Linked DNA regions of Homo sapiens: regions 2 and 3 are each linked to region 1. Evidence: chromatin contacts called from ENCODE Hi-C or POLR2A ChIA-PET data. All regions are on one chromosome and are shown on one strand. The core of a region is the stretch at or near the end of the contact, and the rest is flanking DNA. Distances in the headings are between cores, read along the strand shown. Region 1 holds the start of CIC (capicua transcriptional repressor). Region 2 holds the start of SERTAD3-AS1 (SERTAD3 antisense RNA 1). Region 3 holds the start of LYPD3 (LY6/PLAUR domain containing 3).

The links. Hi-C counts contacts between places; a loop is a spot of excess contacts on that map. ChIA-PET counts read pairs that join two places held with the same protein, here RNA polymerase II (POLR2A). Pooled maps may share reads with other maps.
Region 2: a loop to region 1 is called in a map of naive thymus-derived CD4-positive, alpha-beta T cell, with 18 times the contacts of the local background. The contact joins the promoter of SERTAD3-AS1 here to the promoter of CIC in region 1. A Hi-C loop is called at or near these places in 1 of 168 maps with a recorded cell type or tissue (naive thymus-derived CD4-positive, alpha-beta T cell), 1 of 37 single-sample maps with no recorded cell type and 11 of 50 pooled maps.
Region 3: a loop to region 1 is called in a map with no recorded cell type, with 10 times the contacts of the local background. The contact joins the promoter of LYPD3 here to the promoter of CIC in region 1. A Hi-C loop is called at or near these places in 1 of 37 single-sample maps with no recorded cell type and 4 of 50 pooled maps. POLR2A ChIA-PET finds 5 or more read pairs at or near these places in 1 of 52 experiments (activated CD4-positive, alpha-beta T cell).

The regions. Positions count from the first base shown.
Region 1 is chr19:42,267,054-42,271,940 of GRCh38, reverse strand. It overlaps CIC (capicua transcriptional repressor), which reads right to left and starts at 2,689. Exons shown (of 21, transcript NM_001386298.1): 1 at 2,560-2,689; 2 at 1-167. The coding sequence starts at 157. RefSeq lists enhancers at 981-1,030, 3,190-3,699.
Region 2 is chr19:40,442,410-40,447,296 of GRCh38, reverse strand. It overlaps SERTAD3-AS1 (SERTAD3 antisense RNA 1), which reads right to left and starts at 2,780. Exons shown (of 2, transcript NR_187496.1): 1 at 2,669-2,780; 2 at 2,034-2,407. SERTAD3 (SERTA domain containing 3) reads left to right here and starts at 2,962. Exons shown (of 2, transcript NM_203344.3): 1 at 2,962-3,082. RefSeq lists silencers at 2,431-2,650, 2,711-3,030, 3,211-3,270, 3,736-4,115.
Region 3 is chr19:43,462,977-43,467,863 of GRCh38, reverse strand. LYPD3 (LY6/PLAUR domain containing 3) reads left to right here and starts at 2,256. Exons shown (of 5, transcript NM_014400.3): 1 at 2,256-2,371; 2 at 3,408-3,539; 3 at 4,095-4,265; 4 at 4,577-4,738. The coding sequence starts at 2,293. RefSeq lists enhancers at 3,504-4,035, 4,588-4,637, 4,668-4,727 and a silencer at 4,278-4,437.

The DNA of each region.
Region 1 (4,887 bases), core at 1,440-3,939:
GTGGTTGCGGCTGCTGTGCCTCGTCATCCTCCTCCTCTGGCTTGTCACCCTCCCCAGCCCCTCGCCGCCTCAGAGCCTTGGCCCTGGTGGCTGGGGGGGACTTGCTGCCACTGCCAGGACCTGAAAGGCCAGTGCATGCCTTCTTCATTGGCTTCATTTTTGTCCACCTGCAGGGTGGGAGAGCGGAGGATTACGCGGAGCAACTCAGGAACCTCTCCAGAGCCAGTGTACCCTAAGATTTCCCACTTGCTGAGTCTACTGTCTCCATCCCACCATCCCCAAGGCCTCCTCTCTGGCTGCTGTCAACTCATGTGATACCTCAGTCAGCACCAGGCACAGGTGAGCACCTGAGTCCCCTGAGTATACACACTCTGGCTCCTTGGGGAACAGACACCTGCTGGCTCTGCAAAGGACACAGAGCACATGCTCTGAATGCCCCAAGGGGACATCAAAAGCACTAACAGTTCACACCTATGGAGCACTCCCTGTGTCCTGAACTCCATGCTAAGCTTGCCTTTATTAACCTGTTTCATCCTCACAACAGCCCTAAAAGCAGGTGCTACTATCGGCCTCATTTCACACCTGAGGAAACTGAGCCACAAAAAGATGAGACAACTTGTCCAAGATCATCCAGGTGGGAAACAGCAGTGCTAGGGTCTGAACCCAGGCTCTCTGGCTCCAGAGTCCGTGCTCCTGACCATTTCAGTGTGCTGCCTGTCACATGATCCAGAGGGCACATTTACTCGCACTGTCACCATGCAGAGAGTACATGCACTCAGACACACACACACATGCACAAGTACCAAGTCACAAAAAGGGTGGTGACTGGGCTGTGATATGAGCCTTTCTCCACCCCCCCACCCTCCCTCTGCCCCTCTGGGCAGCCTGGCATGGCCAGGCACTGTGGGAAGAAGTGGGCAGCTGAGAGTCCCGAGGGACGGCTGCCCACTCTGCTCTGCACCCTAGGGCTGCCAGGTACAGCCATCTCCCCAGATCCTGGCAGGGAGCAGGCAGGGGCATGTCTGGGGCAAGAGCTCATACCCAGCACTGCCACGGGGCCGTGCATGAGCACACGCACGCGCACAAACACACACACACGCACAGAAGCACGCACACGTCATCACACAGTGGGACACAGAGCTACACCCCAGGGTTTCTCTGTCCCACTGGATGGGAGCCTGCTCCTCCCCCCACAGCACCCAGCGTGATACCCGCAAGCCCAGCCCCCCTCTTCTTGCCTGCATGCATCCCCGCCCTGGCTGGGCTGGCTCTGGCAGGGTGGCTGAGTCGGCTAGCCCCCCGCAGGCCCCCAAATATGCCCTCCAACTCCAAGTGGGGATAGGTGGGATAAGGTCAAAGAAAGCAGGACAAGCCCAACAGGCCAACCTCACCCACTTCCTGAACAGTCATTACTGCCCGCCCCCTTTCGAGCTGCCCTGAGAAAAGAAAAGGGGAAAAAACTTTACTCTGAAGTGACTAAGAGAACCTGAGAGGCCAAAACAGAGGCCTCTAGGAGGGTTGGGGGACCCAGAACCATAAGCCAAACACAATGAGAGGCAACCCCGACTCAGTCTTCCAGCTACTGGGGGACCCTTGACCTCATGCTCTCTCACTAGGGGCCTGCTCCTCCTGTGGACCCTGGAGTCCCAGGCCTGCCCTTTCTTGGGCCAATCCTGGGGTCCTCACAGGCAGAGCCTGGAGGGCGTCCCGGGGCTGGCACCCAAATGCCCAGAAGTTGGGCAGCCATCACCACCTAATACCCGCTGACCCACTAGACTACCATGTTGGGGACTGAGATCTGGCTCCAGTTTTTTCCAAGCACAAACCTTTGCATACCCCACCCAGGGCCTACAACTATGCCGCCTGGACCCCTAGACCTTGCTGCCTGGCCCAGCCTCTCTTCGCCCCAGAGCTGCTTTCTTTCCCCTAGGGCCTACTCTCTTCCTGTCCACCCTGTCTGAATAACTCCCACCCAAGCCCCGGGGGCCCTCACCTTCCTCAGATCTGAGTAGTAACTCCCGGAGCCCAGGCCAGCCCAGGCCCTGGCTCTTTGGGGTCTCATACCCTCTGTTCCCATTAGCCCTCCTGGCACCAGCTTCTCTGACACTCTCTCTCTCATCCTGTCACTACCTCTATCTCTACCTCTCGGTTAAAATGCCCTAGGCCCCCTCCTGTCACCCCCTCCTTGTCACCCCCATTTATCTCTGTCACCTATTCCTCCCAGTCACTGTCCTGTCAGCCATCTCCGGACCTGTCACCTTCTCTCCCCATCACCTCTCCTTGTCACACTCTCCAACTCTGTCCCCTCCCTCTCCCTGTCACCCTGATCTAGTCCTGTCACCCCTCCATTCCTGTTACCCTTCTTTGCCCACCACCCCCTCCCCCAGTTACCCTTTTTCTGTCAAACCCCCACCACTTCCTCCACTCCCTCCTCCCTTCCCACCATTCCGCCCACCCCTTTCCCCCTGTACCCCCTCCCCGTCCCTGCCACCTGTCCCCTCTCGGCCCCCAGCCCCCCGGACCCCCCTTTCCTGTGTCAGCCCTGGCCCCGCCCCTCACCTTGGGCTCGGCGGGGTTTCGGGGCGGGGGGCCGTGGCCCCGGCTCGGTCCGGTCCGGTCCCTCCCCGCCCCCCCTCCGGCTCTCCCTCTCGATTCTCCCTTTTTTTTTTACTCCAACACACAAAATGGTGAATGGACCTGCAACAGCTGGAGCAGCCAGCCAATCAGCGATCACAACCCCACTGACCGGCGCCAGCCTAGACCAATAGATATCCGCAGACTGGTCGGCTCCGCCTCTCGACGACGAGCGACGCTCGCGGCGACCAATTGGGCCCATCGGGCAGCGCTAGGGGGCGGGGCCAAAGTCCAAGACCGGCCTCCCTCCGGGACCGACACCAACCTGAGCCTACGACTGCCTGATCTGCCTAGGGCCCTACCCTACAACAAGTGAAGGACACCAGTCGTGTCCAATTGCAGGCCGTCTTAGTTCCAAATGACAAATACAGTACCCAGTCGCCATGCAGCCTAGGCCGGAACCCAGCCTCTGTGAGGGACAGTAGCCAATGAAATGAAAGGAGGAGGGGCTAAGGGACGGGTTGTCCAATGAACGGAGGTAGAAGGCGTGGCCCGAACGTTTGTTGACCGGCTAGTCGCAGTTCCTGCTGGGAACCGTAGTCTTCTCACGTCTTCGGCCCATAGCCGACAGTACAAGGCAGACTACAACTCCCATGTGACAGAGTGCTTGGAGCACCAAAGAAACCCGGCGAGGAGAAAAAGTCGAAAAGGGCAGTTCGTCGTGAGTCTCACTGGACGCCAGGAGTATCTTAGACCCAGGGCCCCGACTCACCCGTATTCCTGGCTCTGGCGTCGCCGGTGGCTCCTCTCAGTGGCAGCGGTAGCGGCACGAGGGGGAGGTGCAAGGAGCAGCCAACCGCCACCCGCGAGCCCCGCAGCCAATCAGCAGCGGCCGGGGCGGTGCAATGACCTCACCGGTTCTACTCTCTTACCCCTCCCCCACGTGGTTGTTGCTGCCGGTAGACGGAGTAGGGAAGTTTGGATTGGGGGAGGGGAGGAGAACCAGTGATGTCACCTTTCCCCTTGTTGATTGGCTGCCGGGTGGCCGGGACTACGACCAATTGACGGTCTCGAAAAGTCTGGCGCGGCCCCGCGGAAAGCCCTGTTGCCACCGGGAGGGGAGAGAACGCGCGCTTGTGGGGTGTCGCGCGCTGCAGTATAGGCAACGCGCGCGGCCTGGGGCCCGGGGGACAGGTCACCTCCTCCAAGAGTTTGACATTTAGGACAGCGCAGTTTGACAGCCCACTAGGCATTGGGGCAGGGGGCCGAGATGACGAAATGCAGCGCTTCTTGGGGCTTCGCACTGCATTACGTGGAGAGCTACACTTTGTGGGTGTACGCCCCTGACAGAGGCAGATTTTTAAAGATCCCAGGGGTAGGAGGGTATCACACTGGAGTGGAGGAGGACAGGGAGATGCCCTGTTTGTAGTAGATGCCTGCTGCCCAGATACGGGTTTACAACCAGATGGTGAACCTGTCTGCAATGCATCTATGCCCTCCACTTTGTATTCGCCCTGGTCCGAGGCTAATGGGAAGCAATATGGGTACGCTGGCCGCAGGGAGGCTTTCTTTTGCCTGTGACAGGTTCAGATTCCACACTGGAATTCACACCACTTGTGAGGAAACTGCATCCAGTCTATTGCAAGTCATACTGTCCATGAAACACTCAAACTACGTGTGAAAGAATGTGCTAGGGCATAGAGCTAGTTCATAGCATAGAAGAAATATTAGTTGTCCAATGGGGTTCATGGAATATGAAGGATATTCACATCTATGAGAAAGTCCCACTGTTCACAAATTATTTGTGTTGAGATTGGGGGAAATTCACTGTCCACGAGGAGTTCACACTCGGAAGGAATCTTATAACCTACACTGTTGTTATTATTATTATTATTTTTTTCCCCGAAACAGAGTCTTGCTCTGTCGCCCAGACTGGAGTGCAATGTCGCAACCTCGGCTCACTGCAACCTCCGCCTCCTGGGTTCAAGTGTTTCTCCTGTCTAAGCCTCCTGAGTAGCTGGGATTACAGGCACACACCACCACACCCGGCTAATTTTTGTATTTTTAGTACACACGGGGTTTCACCATGTTGGTCAGGATGGTCTTGAACTCCTGACCTCATGATCCACCCACTTCGGCCTCCCAAAGTACTGGGATTACAGGCGTGAGCCACTGCGCCCGGCCCTGTTACATTATTTATATAATCTTAAACTATCATACTACTAGTACTACTGCAATATAATTGTATTTATTTATTTATTTATTTATTTGAGATGGAGTCTCGCTCTGTTGCCCAGGCCGGAATGCAGTGGC
Region 2 (4,887 bases), core at 1,531-4,030, 1.8 Mb after region 1:
TAGATCACTTGAGGTCAGGAGTTCAAGACCAGCCTGGCGAACATGGTGAAACCCTGTCTCTACTAAAAATACAAAAATTACCCAGGCGTGGTGATGCACACTTGTAATCCCAGCTACTTAGGAGGCTGAGGCAGGAGAATCGCTTGAACCTGGGAGGTGGAGGTTGCAGTGATCCGAGATTGTGCCACTGCACTCCAGCCTGGGTGACAGAGCGAGACTCCATCTCAATAATAATAATAATAATAACTTAGCTGGGCATGGTGGTGTGCACCTATAGTCCCAGATACTCAGGAAGCTGAGGTGGGAGGATGGCTTGAAGCCAGGAGTCCAGGTTGGGCAACATAGTGAGACCCCATCTCTACAAAATAATTTTTAAAAACTTAGCTGGGCATGGTGGTGTGTACCTGTAGTCCCAGATACTCAGGAGGCTGAGGCGGGAGAATGGCTTGAGGCCAGGAGGTCAAGGCCTGGCCACTGCACTCCAGCCTGTAGGACAGATCCAGACCCTGTCTCTGAAAATAAAAAAAAGTTTGTGCTTTATTTTGAGGATTTATGCAAGGAGTGGAGCACCAGAGAAGTAAGGCAGGGGGGACAGTTGGGTGTTTTATGAAGCTTCCTTTGGCTACTCTGTGAAGGTGGAAAGGAAGGGTCCAGGAATGGAGGCTGATAGCCCAGAGGGAGTTGGAGGAGGAACTGTAAGGAGGGGAGGAGAGAGTGGGTGTGAGGAATGCCTGGGAGCCTGCGTGGACAGTTGGTGAGGGGTGGAGGGGAGGCATCAGAAAGAAGCATACGGCTGTAACCCGGGGACAGAGTTACACTAGTGCTTCAGGAGGGAGGCTGAGGCTGCAGTGAGCCAAGGTGCGCCACTGCACTCCAGCATCCACGACGGAGTGGGACCCCGTCTCAAAAACAAAAACCCAAATGCAGTAGGGCTTTCCTGAGTTGTGGACCCTATAGGAGGCGCAGGTTTTGGAGGAGGAAGGGGAAGAATTGCTCCTTCCTAATTATGTCCTTTTTTGGAACCTACTGTCCCTTTCTTTTTTTCCCAGGGACACCTTCCCTAGGCCTGGGTGAGCTAAGACACTTCTCTCTCCCTACCTCCAACCCACACCACCCACCTACCTATTCCCCTCCCATTTATCCTGCAAACATCAGGATGACTTGGTTGACAAACTCCAACCGGCAAGAACTGGTCTGAGGAGGCTTAAACCTCCCTTCCCAGAGGTGGCCTGGAGAAAACTGCCTCCTCCCCTTAGGGAAACTCGTTGTAGGGGCGGAGCATTACGGGTGTGGGCTTTCAGGACACTAGCAGTGTCTTCTTTCTGCCTTATTTTTCTGTCACATTCCTGAGCATTTAGCAAACTTTCACTGGGACCTGCTACGTGTCCAGCCCTGTGCTAGGTGATCCTGCAGACCAAGAGGTGGTTGACAGAGATATCCTTGGTACCTGCCCTCGGCGGGGCGTTCCTCAGTCCATATAGTAACTGACAGTCCAGGACTGGGATGGCGGCACAGGAGGCCATGGAATCCTAGAATGGATCCTAACCCAACCTGGACTGCCAGGGAGGGCTTCGGAGAGGAGGAAACCTTTGAAATGTGTTCTGAGAAGCAGCCTGGGAATTGAGGGTATATTTTGAGGATGAGGAAACAAGTTTAAATATCCAGAGGCGAGAAGATTGCTTGAGGCCAGGAGTTCAAAACCAACCTGGGCAACACAAGAAAACCCCCCTCCCCCCTCCCCCATCTCTCTGTCACCCAGGCTGGAGTGCAGTGGCACGATCTCGCCTTCACTGCAACCTCAACCTCCCAGGTTCAAGCGATTCTCCTGCCTCAGCCTCCCAAGTGGCTGAGATTACAAGCGTGCGCCACCACGCCCAGCTAATTTTTGTATTTTTAGTAGAGACGGGGTTTCACCATTGTTGGCCAGGCTGGTCTCAAACTCCTGACCTCAAGTGATCTGCCCGCCTCCGCCTCCCAAAGTGCTGGGATTACAGGCGTGCGCCACTGCGCCCGGCAAAAAATAATATTAATAATAAAGATCCAGAGGCCTTTTATTGTCATGTTTGCGAACTTATTATGTACCTGGCATTGTTGTAGACACTGGGGTAAAGCAGGGAAGAAAACAAACAGAGAAAATCCTTTCGTTTTCCTGATGGGGTGAATGGGAGCTTGAAGCCATTTTAGAAAAACTGGAAGTGACTCAATGGGGCAGGATCGGAGAGAACCAGGAGAACGCATCAAGCAAGGTCGTGAGGGGCTTTGTGGCAAAAGGAAGGAGTTTGAAGTTTGTATTCGGGGTGGGTAGGAAGCCATGAACAGTAGCAGAGGAGTCATCTTGATGGAGCGGGGAAGGAAAGAGGGTGTCAGAAGACCCAGGTGGGACCACCAGAGGACGTGCTGAGAAAACCTGAGGATTAAGAAGGGGCCGCGCGGTAACGTATAGGGGGCGGGAGGGGCAGCAAGGGGGCGAGGCTACGATCGCCTAGGCAACGCGGGCCGCGCCACTCTATTGGCTGGTCTTCCGCTACGTCATCCCCCGCGCCCCAGCGTCCTCCCTCGGAACCCCGGGGGCGCGGCCTCCTCCGGTTGCTCGGCCCCGCCCGCCTGCACAGCGACTTGGGGAGGGGCATGCCAGCCCCTCTGGCTCCACGGTGGAGTCCAGGCCTACCATAAAGGAACCGCAGGGAGCAATGGTGACGATCTTGGAGCGAGGACTGTAGCTGAGTGGAAGGAAGCGGTTCTGTTGGACCGGCCGCCCTCCACCCCGGAGTCGCTGCCCCGCCCCCTGCCAGTTGCACTTCTTTAAATGGCCCGGGGCGCTAGGGAGGGGTGGGCGGATCCGGCGTCTCGGGGCACGGGCGGATGGCTCCGCCCAGCCAATCGACGCCCCGCGGCGGGCGGGACTCCAGCCAATCGCGGCTCGCGGCTCGGCTCCGGGGCGGGGCTGGTGGGCCAGAGGCCAGACGGAGAGGCCCCGCCGAGGTGAGCGAGGCTCCAACCGGTCACTGGTGGGTCCTGGCACTGGCGGGTCGCAACGCTGTGGGCGTTCCAGGAGGTGGTCGTGGCGAACCTGGCAGCTGCGGTGAGGAGTGGTCGCCTGGCTTGGGAATTTACCTTAGGCTGGGGGAGAGAGAAGCGCGCCCCGGGGACTTGCGGAGGCGGGGTCTGGGTGGGACCGGGGGAGGGGGCCTCAGATTCAGGGTGATGATAGGGAGGGTCTGGGGACCTGAGACTGAGTTCAAGACCCAGGAGGGGAGGCGAGGTTGTTGGGGCAGTATTTTCAAGTGGAGGGAGTTTGAAGCTGGGACGTTGGGCTTTTGGAGAAGCGAGAGAACAGAGGGGAGGAACTTTTGAGACAGGGAACCTGGAGATTCGATTCCACTTGGGTCTTCCGGACGGGTTGAATTCGGGGCTTTATCGTGTTCTGGAAAAGGTGTGAGAGGTACGGAGCTGAGATTCTGAGTATTTGGAGAAGCGAGAGAACTAGGGTCAAGGATTCTTGGGACTCCAAGACGCACTGGCGGGGGAAGGAGGTTGCCGGGAAGAGTTCAATGTTCGGGTCTTGGAGCCGGACAGCGAGTTTGGAGGTGAAGTCCAGGGGCGTTTGAAAGTCAGGAGACTAGGAGAAGTGGGAGGAAGTATCAGAATTAGGATACGTAGTCTCCCGAACTAGATCGGAGCATTGTCGTCTTTGAGCGATGTGTTCGGATCTGGGTCTCTGGATCCAAGGGCAGTTTGGAAGGAGAATCGCGGACTTTCAAGGAACAGAGGGACCGGGAGAAAGCAAATTTAGAGCCGGAGTCTGGGGTGGGGGAGGGGTGTTCCGGGCCTGGAGCTCAGACTCGCGGCCCCGGAGGCAATGGAGGGCGGGGCTCGGCAGGCGCCGGCAGCTGGACGTCCAGGTTCCCTTCCCCCACCCGCCTGTGCCCCTGTGCGCATGCCCTGAGGGAGAGCGGGGTGAGGGGGGTGGCTCGTCCCCTGGACGGGCGGAGCCCTCTGGGGATTGTAGTGCGTGCTCGACGTCAATTCGTGTACCTGGCGGCTGTTGGCCCCCGTTTCCCAGAAGCCCCTGGGCCAAATTGGGGCGTTCCTGGATGCTCTGTAAGGACCCATGGGGGGGCGGGGCCTTACAGTGTCGCGGTCTGATTGAGTGGGACCTCCGAGGGGGCGGGGCTTGGTCTGAGCTGAGTTCTAGCAAGTTTTCCTATGGGGCGCGCTTTGGGGGAATCTGAAAGCGTGGGCAGAGGGAATGAGACAGGCCCCTTTCCTACTCTTGGGAGCGCTCCCAGTCGGTTAAGGAAGAGGACATAGAAATATCCCGACTGTTGAAGAAGAATCTCAACATAGGTTCCCCAACAGGGCTCCAGGAGATTTCGAATATAGTAGGCACTCAGTAAATCTGTTGAGCGAATAACTGGCAATTAACTCTTGATCGAGGCCGGGTGTGGTGGTAATCCCAGCTACTCAGGAAGCTGAGGCGGGAGGATCGCTTGAGCCCAGGACTTCGAGACTGCAGTGAGCTGTGATAGCGCTGCTGCACTCAGCCCTGGGCGACAGAGCGAGACCCTGTCTCTAACAAAAAACAAACACAACTCTTGTTCATTAAGCACTTCCGGTGTGGTGGGCCCTATAGATACGTGGCATCTCCTTGACAGAGGTGGTGAGAAGTATTTTTTTACAGTCCCTATTTTACAGATGAGGAAACTGAGGCCCTGAGAATTGACTCATTCAGATCACTTCCCATGATCACGCAGCTGAGCAGTTTCCAATACAGAATTCAGATTTGGGGTTCCCTACTTCCAATCCAGGTCTCTGTGCTCCACACTTGTCTTTCGTGCTCCATGTTTGAAGAAATTAATATTGTGGAAGAACAGTTTTAAGGCTTAG
Region 3 (4,887 bases), core at 1,007-3,506, 1.2 Mb before region 1:
GGTTGCCCAAGCTGGAGTGCAGTGTCGCAATCTCAGCTCACTGCAGCCTCAACCTCCCAGGCTCGGGTGATTCTCCCAGCTCAGCCTCTCAAGTAGCTGGGATTATAGGTGCACACCCCCACGCCCAGCTAATTTTTTGTATTTTCAGTAGAGACGAGGTTTCGCTGTGTTGCCCAGGCTATTGATTTGTTTCTTGATCCTTTACTGTCGCAGTGTGGCCTTGTCCAGGTTGGTGCTCTGTGAAATTATCTAGGCGCAGTTGAACTCCATGGCCTCACTATGTGTGTCAGGCCAACTCCCAGCTGTTAGGGGCTGTTTTTCTCTTTCTTCCATGGAAAACTACACGGCCCCCTGTTGGTTTCCTGGCCTTCTCTCTCACCCCTTCTAGAGTCATTTTCCTTTTTTACACAGAGTCCACAGTGACATTCTTTACCTTGTTTTTATTGAAGAATAACATACGTCCAGTGACAGGCCTGAGTCAGTGATTCTCAACGTATCTGTACACACATGCAGCTGTCACCTAGATGAAGATCGTGGGGGCTCCTCCCTGTTGCTCCTTCTGGGGCCATGCCCTCCCAAAGGTAACATGTGTTCTGATTTCTATCACCACTGGTTAGTTTTGTCTGTTCTGAAACTTCATATATATTCAGTTACACAGTATGTTTTGTTTGTTTGTTTAAGGCTTTCTAAACTCAACACCAAGTTTTTTCTTTTTTTAAAATAAAATGAGATGGGATCTCACTATGTTGCACAGCCTGGTCTCAAAACCCCTGGGTTCAAGTGATCCTCCCACCTTGGTGTCTCAAAGTGCTGGGATTACAGGTGTGAGCCACTGTGCCTGGCCCCAACACAAAGTTTTTGAGATATGTTGCTGCATATATCAGGTGTTGGATCTTTTCTATTGCTGTGTAGTATTCCATTGGCCGAACCAACCACTCTCTTTTGCCATTCACTTCTTTTTCTTTTTCCTTTTTTAAAATCATATATCCTACTCTCAGATCCATTTACTTTTTTTTAATTTTTAAATTTTTAAATTTTTTTTTTTGAGACAGGGTCTCACTCTGTTGCCCAGGCTGGAGTGCAGTGGCGTGATCTCAGCTCACTGCAACCTCCACCTCCTGGGCTCAAGTGATTCTCCTGCCCTACCCTTCCGAGTAGCTGGGACAGCAGGTGCACGCCACTGCACCTGGCTAATTTTTTTAAATTTATTATTTTTTTTTAATAGAGATGAGGTTTCGCCATGTTGCCCAGGCTGGTCTCAAACTCCTGATCTCAAGTGATCCACCCAGCTCGGCCTCCCAAATTGCTGGGATTACAGGCATGAGCCACCGCGCCCGGCCTCCATTTACTTCTTGATGGCTAGCTGCACTATTTCTCAGGTTGATCATATTAGGAAGCAAATCTATTATGTCCTCCAGCTCATTTAGACCCTCTTAAAGGTTCTCTACTATTCTCAAAATTAATCCAAATCTCTTGTCGGGGCCTCTGATGCCCTGAGTGTCTCGGCCTCTGCCTGACTCTTTCATCTCAGTTCCTGCCCTTCTCTCATGGACTTCTGAGCTCAGGAGCACTGCTCTCCTTTCCATGTTTGAATGGTCCATCCTACCTCCTACCTCCAGGTGCTCCCACGTGCTGTTCCCTCTGCTTGTAAAGGGCTGTGTCCCTCTCTTGACCTGCTCTAGCTGGCTACATCCTGCATGCCCTTGAGGTTGCATCTCAGATAACCTCAAGGAAGCCCTCACCGACCAGCCCCCACTTCTAGACTGCACATCTCCTTGTATCACTACACTTTTTCCTTCAGTGTCTTAGTCTCTTTGGTAAACACCAATTTGTACGATTATTTGATTAGCATCTGTCTCCCCCATCAGACTGTGAGCTCTGCCAGGACAGGCACTGGTTCTGTCTTCATCTCCAGCATTACCTAGACCAAAGCCGGGCACACTGTAGATGCTCATTTAACAGTTACCGAACACTGAATGTCGAGTAGCCCCAGCCTGTCTTTAAGCCCCACTACTCTCCCACTCCAAACACACACAGACTTTCTCCCGCGAGCTGTCAGGGAACCTCAGCTCCCACCCTTTCCCTCCTTGGCAACTTCACAGGGCAGGGACCGCTCTCCCTTGGATGACGCGCCTAGGGGCGGGGCCCCGCCCCACAGCCGACGCTGAGTTGGCCCGGTTGGGCAAGGCTGGGGTTGCCTGGGGCGAGGTTACTCATCCTGGGCTCAGGTAAGAGGGCCCGAGCTCGGAGGCGGCACATCCAGGGGGGACGCCAAGGGAGCAGGACGGAGCCATGGACCCCGCCAGGAAAGCAGGTGCCCAGGCCATGATCTGGACTGCAGGCTGGCTGCTGCTGCTGCTGCTTCGCGGAGGTGGGTCTGCTGCCCGGAGAGGTGGAGGGGGTAGAGTGGGGGCTCTTAGGGAGGAGGCTCCTCTGGCCCCGTACAGAGAAGGCTGTGGGAAGGATCCCCACATAAGCAGAGGGCACTGTGGGCAAAGTTCCCCCATCCTAAGCAAGGGAGGCAGAGGGAAGGGTCCTCCACCATGGGCCGTAGGAAGGGTTCCCCACCACGGACAAGGGGAGCTGTGGGCAAAATTTTCCTATCCTGAAGCTGCAGAAAGAAGTCCCCTGTTCCTAGGCCGGGCGCGGTGGTTCATGCCTGTAATCTCAGCACTTTGGGAGGCCGAGGCAGGCGGATCATGAGGTCAAACGATCGAGACCAGCCTGGCCAACATGGTGAAACCCTGTCTCTACTAAAAATACAAAAATTAGCTGGGCGCGGTAGCGCGAGCCTGTAGTCCCAGCTACTCGGGAGGCTGAGGCAGGAGAATCGTTTGAATCCAGGAGGGGAGGTTGCAGTGAGCCGAGATTGCGCCACTGCACTCCAGCCTGGCGACAGAGCGAGACTCCGTCTCAAAAAAAAAAAAAAGAAAAAAAGAAAAAAAGAAAAAAGTGTTCCCTGTCCTGGGCAGAGAAGCTGTGGGTAGTGTTCTCTCATTTGAGCAGAAGGGGGCTGTGGGAAGGGATCCCTCACTGAGCACAGTCTACTGTGGGAAAAGTTCTCCCACACACTGTGGGAAAAGTTCTCTCATTCTGAGCAGAAAACCGTGAGGAGGTATCCTTCCTACCCCGGGATGAGGGGCTTCATGGCGGGGATCGCCTACAGTGGGCATACAGGGCTGTCGGAAGGATGTGCCCACAGTTGGCATAGTGGGTGTGAAGGAAAAGGGTCCAGTGATTCCCGTGCTTCCAGATTTGTGGAAAGCTTTTCCCTACTCCTGCCCTGGAAAAGTGTGTGCAATAAGACTGTCTAATCCCGGGACAGAGGGCATGGGAAGGACTATTTCTCCTTGGGGGTGGACGCTTTAGCAAGGAGGGCTCAGGTCTATTCGGCTCCGCTCCCCCAGGAGCGCAGGCCCTGGAGTGCTACAGCTGCGTGCAGAAAGCAGATGACGGATGCTCCCCGAACAAGATGAAGACAGTGAAGTGCGCGCCGGGCGTGGACGTCTGCACCGAGGCCGTGGGGGCGGTGGAGACCAGTGAGTGGGGACCCCCGGGCCACGCACACCACTGCAGGCTCCTCCGGCCCAGCCCCGCCTCCTTATAGTCCTTTCTGGATCTGGCCACGCCCCTTTAACGCGGCCCCACCCCTCCCTTTCAGCCTGGCCGGGACCCTACGACACAGCCTTGCAGGCCAGGCCTTCTCTATTAACAATTACAAGCGCGAGGAGCAGAGAGTTGAGAACTGGGTGGGGCGGACGGGGAGAGCTCGGGTTTGGAACGAGGTCACGTCCTATGCACTTTTTCTGCTCCACCAATGAGACCTCCCCATCCCTGCCTGTCAACCAGGCTGTCTCCTCCGACTCAGCTCTTTGAGGTTCCGCCCCCGTTCCGTGACCCCGCTCCTCCCTGCTTCGGTCGTTCTTTCCGCTCTGAGCGGCTCTTTGGGGGCGTCCATCCGCCAATTCCTGCCTGTCGGTCCTGTGGTGTTGGCCTATTTGAGGCCCCGCCCCTCCCAGACCCTACCCAACTCTGGGCCACGCCCCATCTGAGACCACGCCCACAGCTAATCCCGCCCTTGTCCCTCTCCCTAGTCCACGGACAATTCTCGCTGGCAGTGCGGGGTTGCGGTTCGGGACTCCCCGGCAAGAATGACCGCGGCCTGGATCTTCACGGGCTTCTGGCGTTCATCCAGCTGCAGCAATGCGCTCAGGATCGCTGCAACGCCAAGCTCAACCTCACCTCGCGGGCGCTCGACCCGGCAGGTCCGTGGGGGCCGGGCCGTAGCTGCGGGGGCGGAGCCACATTCGGGCCTGCCAAGATAGAGGTGGAGCCGTGGCAGAGGCGGGAGTACTCGACCTGGGCTGGGGGTGGGGTCACACTCTGGGGCGGGGCCAAGAGGCAGCAGGAGGGACTTTCTGGCTGTAGGCGCCGCGAGGTTGCGCGCTGGGGCGGGGCTACTAGTAGGCGGGGTCATCGATAGTGCCGGGGCCAGGCCTTAGGGGCGGGGCTAGAGGACGAGCTGCGGTTCCCGAACCCTTTCGACACCTTTTCTTCCTCTCGGCTCCCCTCGCAGGTAATGAGAGTGCATACCCGCCCAACGGCGTGGAGTGCTACAGCTGTGTGGGCCTGAGCCGGGAGGCGTGCCAGGGTACATCGCCGCCGGTCGTGAGCTGCTACAACGCCAGCGATCATGTCTACAAGGGCTGCTTCGACGGCAACGTCACCTTGACGGCAGGTGAGGGAGCCCCGGAGCACGGGACCTACGGGAGTTGTGGTAGCCCTTCTGAAGCACCCTGGGCGGTAGGGAGCCCTTTACCCAAAGCGTTTCCTTAACCTGCGACGCATTCTGGGAATCGTGGGGCCTAGGTGCTTGTATCGTAGGGC